Linked DNA regions of Homo sapiens: region 2 is linked to region 1. Evidence: chromatin loops called from intact Hi-C (ENCODE). Cell type or tissue: sigmoid colon. All regions are shown on one strand. Region 1 has its middle 19 kb from the start of NTN1. Region 2 overlaps NTN1 (netrin 1).

Evidence for each region. Peaks named below come from ENCODE experiments on the same cell type or tissue, not always from the same donor. Only the 100,000 strongest peaks of a DNase experiment are listed, where the experiment ranks them.
Region 2: a loop joins it to region 1, with 4 times the contacts of the local background. A loop is called at or near these places in 4 of 110 quality-filtered maps.

The regions. Positions count from the first base shown.
Region 1 is chr17:9,001,002-9,005,001 of GRCh38, forward strand. It overlaps a transcript of NTN1 not described here. Among named protein-coding and RNA genes, the nearest start is that of NTN1, 19 kb to the right of the region's middle. RefSeq lists silencers at 2,007-2,116, 2,147-2,196 and an enhancer at 2,821-3,450. In sigmoid colon, a CTCF peak has its summit at 2,060; DNase peaks (open chromatin) are centred at 2,230 and 2,928; H3K4me3 peaks cover 1,754 bases; H3K27me3 peaks cover 831 bases.
Region 2 is chr17:9,156,573-9,160,572 of GRCh38, forward strand. All of the region lies in intron 2 of NTN1 (netrin 1), which reads left to right. Among named protein-coding and RNA genes, the nearest start is that of NTN1, 140 kb to the left of the region's middle. RefSeq lists an enhancer at 1-87. In sigmoid colon, no CTCF peak of the experiment used is centred here; a DNase peak (open chromatin) is centred at 2,289.

The DNA of each region.
Region 1 (4,000 bases):
GGCAGGCGCCTGTAGTCCCACCTACTTGGGAGGCTGAGGCCGAAGAATGGCGTGAATCCAGGAAGGGGAGCTTGCAGTGAGCCAAGATAGCGCCACTGCACTCTAGCCTGGGCAACAGAGCGAGACTCCATCAAAAAAGAAAAGAAAGAATCAAAAAGATTTTTTGATTCTACAAAAAAATTGAAAAATTAGCCAGGCATGACAGTGGTCCCAGCTACACAGGAGGCGACGGTTCTCTATTTATTCCTTCAGTCATTTTAATGGTTATTGGGGGAGGTGTGTCAGTGGACCATCTTGGACCAAGGTTTGGATCCCTTGGGCCCAAGAGTTCAAGGCTTCAGTGAACTGCGATCGCACCACTGAGCTCCAGCCTGGGGACAGAGCAAGGCCCTGTCAAAAAAAAAAAAAAAAAAAAAAAAGCACAAGACAGACAATGAATCAATAACTAATAAAGGATAGTCATAAATAGTTAGTCATGGATCCTCTACTACGTCTTAGGTGCAGAACACGGTAAGTGCTTTACATTTGCTTCCCTGTTTAATGCTAGCAACATGCCTATTTTAGAGAGTTGAAGTGTAAATAAAGGATTATGACCCTAGACTCTTATATCTAACTACTGTCTGTGTATAAAGTAACAGACAATCTGAGACATGCGAAGACTCAAAAAATCCACCGTCCATCCACCCTTCCCCCAAGGTTTACTCAAAGTAGCATTTCAGTGGTGTGAGAAATTAATCAAAGTAAGGAACTCAGGAATGAGGAAGTCATTTACGTAAATGAAATGACAATAAACAATGTAGGCAGAAAAACTGAGTTAGAAGGCTGGGTGCAGTGGCTTACACCTGTATTCCCAACACTTTGAGAGGCCAAGATGGAAGGATCACTTGAGGCCAGAAGTTCCAAACCAGCCTGGGCAACTCATTGAGACCTTGTCTCTACAAAATAAAAAGTGTTTTAAAAATTAGCCGGGCGTGGTGGCATGCACCTGTGGTTTCAGCTACTCGGGAGACTGAGATGGGAGGATCTCTTGAGCCTGGGAGGTCAAGGCTGCAGTGAGCCATGATCCCGCCACTGTACTGCACTCCAGCCAGGATGACTGAGCAGGGCCCGGCGCCCCCACCGCCCCCCGCCCCCACACACACCTGCGCCACCACCGCCCCCCACCCCCACACACACCCACTACCAAAAAAAAGAGAAAAACTGAGTTAATTATGAACGTAGTTTGAAATCACAATGCCAATGTCAAAAAATGATTCTTCAAAGAGCAAGCATATGATGTAAAATTTTAATAATGGCCTGAAGCTAGGATCCTAGTTTATGCCGGCAAACCTGTGTCCTCCAGCAGCCTTAAGCTCGGCAGAGATTCCCAGGCGCCGGCCTCGCGGGTGAACTGTCACACGTACCCAGAGCTTGGAGGAGGCGCGCCGGGGGAGTGTTGTGCTGGGGATTCCCAGGCCGGCTCCTGCTTCTCGCCTGATGAATGTGGAGTTCCTTCAGCCATCCCTCGGATCCTCTTAAACTTTTCTAAGTTTCAGGAGTGTGAATGACGCATTCCCCTAGTGTTAAGTGGCGACAGTTCTCCCTCTATTTTATCTCTTCAGTCATTTTAATGGTCATTGGGGGAGGCGTGTCAGCAGACCATCTTGGATGAAGGGCAAAAAGACCAGTTAGCATGGAATTGAGGTTTGTCGCTGGTGATGGCAGTGGGGACATGATCGCACGTCCTTGGGTCAGACTTCTCAGCTCTCTCCTCCCCATTTTTACCCCCAGCACTCGGTCAAACAAACAGACAAACAAAAAGACCCCTGCAACTCCCAGACAAACCAAAGCTAGAGTGTGTAGGTTGGGTGGCTTTCTGTTGGATAGTTGTGTGTCCCAAGTTACACGCATCCTATCTTGGCCCAGCTCCACTGGAGCCCGAGCGGCGGGGCGCAGGGTGCGAGCGGGAGGCTGGTGTTCTGCCCGCGATGGGCAGGGGAGCCGGGTGGCCGCGGGGCGAGGAGCCGCGAGGGCCGGGCCGGCGTGACACCACCTGGCGGAGTCTCGGGGAAGAGTCTTAAAGGCGCGCGCTCCTCCGTGCCCCGCGCACTCGAACGGGAGCCGCGGAGAGCTCGCCTCCCGCTGCCGCCGGCGCCTCGGGGAGGTAAGTGCCACCCGCGGATCCCGAGTCGCGGCCGGGTGGGGGCGGCCCGCGGCTGCCCCGCGCTCGGGAAGCTCTGGCTGGGGCTGCGGTCGGAGGGCGGCGCCCAAGTTTTCTTGAAGGCCTCGGAGGGCAGCTGGAGCGGCGTAGAGCCTGCGCGGGGATGGCGGGGGTGGCCGCGGGCCGGGGCCGTCTGGGGGCGGCCATCCCGGGCGGTGCGTGGAAAAGTAGGCACTGGTGCGCGGCGAGGGGCGCACGCCAGAGCCCCAGCCCCGCGTCCTGCGCACTTGGCGCGCTCTGGCCGCGGTCCCGGCGAGCCCCAGCCTGCTCCGGGCCGCGACCCCGGCTCCGCGCCTTCCTGCCCGCCCGGGTCCTTTGTAGCCCGCTGGCCCCGCGGTCGCGCACGGTCACGCCGGCAGGTCGCGCTCGGCGGCCGGCCAAGCCAGCCCCGGCCCTGCCGCGCCCGCGCCCCGGGCCACCCCGCCCGGCCCCCTCGGCGCTGCACCCCTCGCTTTCCCCATCTCCAGCCGCTCGCTATTTTCACACCTCCCGGTGCCCCGGCCCCGGCGCCTGATTCAGTGCTTAGTAATTAATTTGGCGTTTCAGAATGGTCAGCGGGCTGGATAATGGGTGCATTCATCCCCCGGGCTAATCTGAACAGAGGTGGGAAGAAAGGCTTTCACAGACAGAAAATGCCATTCGCCGAGCGCTCAAAGGGGCTGTCACTCCCAGAATAAATCGCCGCCGCGCCCGCCGGCTCCTCTGGCCATTTCCATACAGCTCCGGCCCGCGCCGCGGACCCGCCGGCCTCGGCCTCGGCTCCCGGGAATCACTCACTCGAGTGCCTTCGACGGGAAAGTCGGGCGAGAGCTGGACCCAGGCGGGGGCCGAGGGAAACGGGGAAACTGGAGACTCGGGTGAAGGCCGCAGGGGACAAAGAGATTGATTAGAAAATCAAACGCGCATCTAGAAGGAGGCGCAGGCGACTGCTCAAGGCGCGGACGGCGGAGCTGGGGCTCGGGAGCGTCCGTCCAAAACCCCCGAGGTTCGCCAAAGAGGAGGGCCCGCGGCCCAGACCCTCCGGAGCGTGCCCGAGGCGACACGGCAAGCTTCTGGGGCTCCCAAATTGTGAATGGAGTTCAATGCACAAGCATAGATAGTAGAAACAGGGTCGACCTGCACAGACTTTTTATTCCGAGTTCCTTGTGCTATCAGCCCCGTCGCCCTCGCGGCCTGGAAGGTGACACGGTGTCTTCCCCGGCCTCCTGCTCGCCACCCCTGTTGGGACCCTCGGGTCCGCCTGGGGACATCTGCTGAGCGGGTGACGGAGGCTTTATCCTTTGATCCCTTCTGGATCCGGTGACGCGCTAAGTGTTGGGCACGTACGGCCTACGGAGTTTGAATGCTGGGGCCTTCCTGTTGCGGCACCCCCAGCCCACTGGTGCAGCGGGATCGTGCGCTCCCGCCGCAGCCCTAATCCAGAGGACCGCGCCGCGCCAGCGCCTTCAGCCAGGCTGTGGCGCCTCCAGTGGGTAGGGCTGGCTCGGCTCTAGCCAGGTGAAGCTCCAGACTCTGGATTTTCCCGTCTTCGGGGTTCAGCGTGTATCCACCTCACCCGGCCGACTTGGCCCTGGGCCCTTTCACCCAGTGGAATCCTGCCACTGGGAGAAGAGAAAGAGCTGTGGCTCTATGGCGAAATCTTAGCTCGGTTGAGAGGCAGAACTGACACAGCTGGGACGAAGGGGAGTTTCTGGAATGGCCAGATGCGTGTCCCAGGTGTGTAGGGGAGATGGAATCTCCGTACTACTCATCAACTTCTGAGTGGAAGTCATCCCTCCCCTCTGTGTCTGTTTCCTCATT
Region 2 (4,000 bases), 160 kb after region 1:
TTTGGGGTGGGCCAACACTTATGGTTTGGTAAATTCATCAAAAACAATGGATGCAGATTCAGTCTCTGTGTGCAAGGGCACTACTTAGAGTTCCAGGAAGAGTCCAGGGGACTTAGATGTGGGTTTTTCTCTCTAAAGCACAGCAGTCTACTTGAGCAGACAGAAGTTAAATTGATGAGTTAAAGCAGTTGAAAGCAACAATCAGATGTCGCAAGGCTATGCCTTGTCAGGGAGTGGTTCAGGCAGTAAATCCTCTATCTGCCCTACCTGTCTAACTATCTAACTGTCTCTATACATACCCGCTTGCCTGTCTACCTGCCCACCTACCTATCCATCCATCCATCCATCCATGCATGCGTCCATCCATCCATCCATGCATCCCTCCCTCCCTCCCTCCCTCCACCCACCTATCAACCCCATCCATCCGTCCATCCCTCTCTCCATCTATCCATCCGTCCATCCATCCACCTTTTCATCCTTCCATTCATTCATCCATCCATCTATCTTCTCTCTTGTTTGCTTTCTGTCTCTCATTTGCACAACAAAAATGTATGAAGGCTTTCTGTGGGCTGGAGGATATAAGAGCAAACGCTGTCCCTATCCTCAGCAAACCAACACAGTTAATGAGAGATTAGTCCCACTTGATCAGAGAATTTTCTGACATGAGTTTGTTCCCTCCATTAGATGGGGAACCCATGGATAGTTGAGAGTGCATTGTCCATCTGTGTATCTCACATAGCCTGTAGCACAGAGCTGGGAACATAGCTAGAACACTGTGAGTATGCACTGAACTGACCTGACCTGGGGAGTGGGAAGGGGTTGAGCAGTTCCAGGTTGGTGGGAGAGGGAGAGGGGCAGAAAGGCAGGAATGTTGAGAGGTAAGGAGTGGCCACAGGCATGTGTTGAAATAGGACTTAGAGGACTTTTTGATGGGGGAAGAAAATAGGAACCCACCTCTTGGGCCTCTTTTCCTACTGGGTTTCTGGTTGGAAAGTGGGGCCTCTCGCCCTCCTATCTTCCTTACCCTCGTTATGCCCTGGGTCTGAAATGCAGCCACATGTGATGCATCCTTGGTGATCCTCACATGATAGCCAAAGAGGGGCACAAAGCTTGGGGTGTCTGTGGGTGTCTGGGGTACCCCTGGATAAGAGGCAGAGCCTCAATGGCCTAGGCAGTGCTTCTGTCCTTGCCCCTGCTGGTCCCTCAAGAGTGTCTCTGCCACCCCCAACCCCCTTTTCTCTGGGCTGACCTCTCTGTTCTCACAAAGCTGCCCTTTCCTCCCTGTCTTGAAATCTGATAATGAAACTAATACCCAATATTTTTGCCTCCAAGAGATGCAGGAGATAAACAGGAAGGCGCAAAGGATTAAGGTGTCTCTCTGAGGAAGGGGCTAGGGACAGGCCGGGAGTTGGGTGACGCCTCTGTGTGGAGCCGAGGGATCCAGATGTGAGCTGCTTTGCCCAACGCATTTTTCCATCTGTGCAGAGAAAATAAAACAAAGAGAAAAGAAAACAAGCTGTAAAATACTTTGCAGAAGTCTGAGCATGGGCATTTGCCACTTGATGTCTCCTGACAGCTCCAAGAAGCAGGGGAGGGAAGGGAGCCCTGCCTTTTGATGTTTGCCTCAGAGTTTTCTTTTGTGTGACCAGTTGTTTAGGAAGAACCTTTTGTTGGCGTAAGGTGCATATGGAAGAGAGCTACCAGCCCCCAGCTTCCTCCTGGGGTGGGAAAAGTGGAGGCTGAGCTCCCAGAAGGGGCTCAGAGGTTAGGGCAGGCCCCTCTGGAAAATGCAGGAGAAGGACATTTGCCTCCAAGAAGGACAGGATGATGCTGTTATCAGGCCTTTCCTGGTACAAGGGAGGCCTGAGGAAGTGAGGCCTGGGTGATCCTTCCAGATCCCTGTCCCCAGGCAGGTGTTCCAGTTCCTGTGATTTCTGTGCTTGTAAGAAAGATGTAGATTCTGACTGTAGTCTAGGCCAGCTGTTACTTCCAGTGATAGGGGTCTTTTCCTCTGAGCCAGTGGACCAGGAGCCAGAAGGGTAGGGTTCCCATCCTGGGCCCCCCCATTTACTGGCTCTGTGGTCCTGGGCTGGTTGGTCATTTCACCTCTCTGAGCAGGCCCCTGTCACCCTTGTCTGGCAGAGTGAGTCCAAAGAGAGTGAGTGTGTGCAGGCGTGACAGTCGTCTGCAGGAGGGCAAGGTGCAGCTGCAGCCTCTTTCTTTGCACTTGGTTGAACTCAGCCCTGGGAACACTTGCCGGAGGACAGTTAGCAAGGTTCTGGGACTCATCCCCTGGTCTAATTTGGCTTCTGGCTGCTTTCAGACTTCAGGGCAGGAGCTGTCTTTTCTCCTGCATCCCACACTGCTTTTTCTAGGGCCCTGTCCACCTCTATTTGTAAATGAAATGACTAATGGGTGAGTGACTTGGCAGTGACTCTAGGAAGAGCACTTAAAGAAGCTTGTCATAACATCAGAGAGAAAAATTAAAGAGGCACATGTTTTTCTAAAGATCACAAATTAAAGTAACATGTGAATGAGAAACTTAAAAATATTTACAGCTTATATGGCAGAAAAGACAAACAATGTTTAATCCTCCTGATCACTAGACAGCATGAAAAAAGTCCACCTTATTTGAAAACTGGGCAAATGGCATGAACAGGCAATGCACAAAAAAGAAATATAAATAGAAAAACAATACATGGGGAAATGCCCAACCTTCCTAGTAATCAAAGACATGCAAATTAAAATCGTCTGTGTGTGTGTGTTTTCTCTCAGACAGAGTGGCCAATATTTTTTAAAAAGAATGCCGATACCAAATGCATATTATTATTTTCAAGCACGTGGTGAAATAGGAGCTCTCATATCCTGCTGGTAGGTGTATAAGCCAGTACAGCCTTTCTTGAGGGCAGTTTGGCAATTTGGTGCCAATGTTAAAAACATGTAGAAGGGCTGGGCGCAGTGGCTCATGTCTGTAATCACAGCACTTTGGGAGACCGAGGTGGGTGGATCACGAGGTCAGGAGTTTGAGACCAGTCTGGCCAACATAGTGAAACCCTGTCTCTACTAAAAATACAAAAAATTAGCCGGGTGTGGTGGCAGGCGCCTGTAATAGCAGCTACTCGGGAGGCTGAGGCAGGAGAATCGCGTGAACCTGGGAGGCGGAGGTTGCAGTGAGCCAAGATCACGCCACTGCACTCCAGCCTGGGCTACAGAACGAGACTCCATCTCAAATAAATAAATAAATAAATATAAATAAAAATATAAAAACATGTAGGTTCAAAATTCAACCCAGTAATTCCATCTAGAGAAATTTGCACTACAACAGTCATTGGAGCAGAGCACAAATATATATGTTCAAAGGTGGTTCAAGGTGGTTACCTTTATGTTCAAAGGTAGTTGACATTTATAATAGTGAAAAATGGGAAACGACCTATAGGTGCCCAACCCTGGGAGGTCCTTCTTTTAAATGCCTCCACTTCCAACTCCAAGAGGCCCACTATGCATAGCCATGCAACACAGTGCCAGAGGAATTTTATTTTTTAGTTTTTAATTTTTGTGAGATAGGGTCTCGCTCTGTGGCTCAGGCTGGAGTACAGTGGTGGCTCATGGCAACCTCCACCTCCCAGGTTCAAGAGATTCTCCTGCCTCAGCCTTCCGAGTTGTTGGGATTACAGGCGCAAACCACCATGCCTGACTAATTTTTGTATTTTTTAGTAGAGACGGGGTTTCACCATATTGGCCAGGCTGGTCTCAAACTCCTGGCTCCAAGAGATCTGCCCACCTTGGCCTCTCAAAGTGCTGGGATTATAGCTGTGAGCCACCATGCCCAGCCCGGACATCTTTTAAACATTGTGAAGATCAGTATTTGACACAAGAAAATGTTCATTATTATGAAAAAAAACCCCCACAAAACTAGATGTATAAAAGTATGATCCGTGTTTGTAGGAAAGAATTAAATAGCTCCACAACTGAACAAATGTTAATGAAAGCCTGAAAGGAA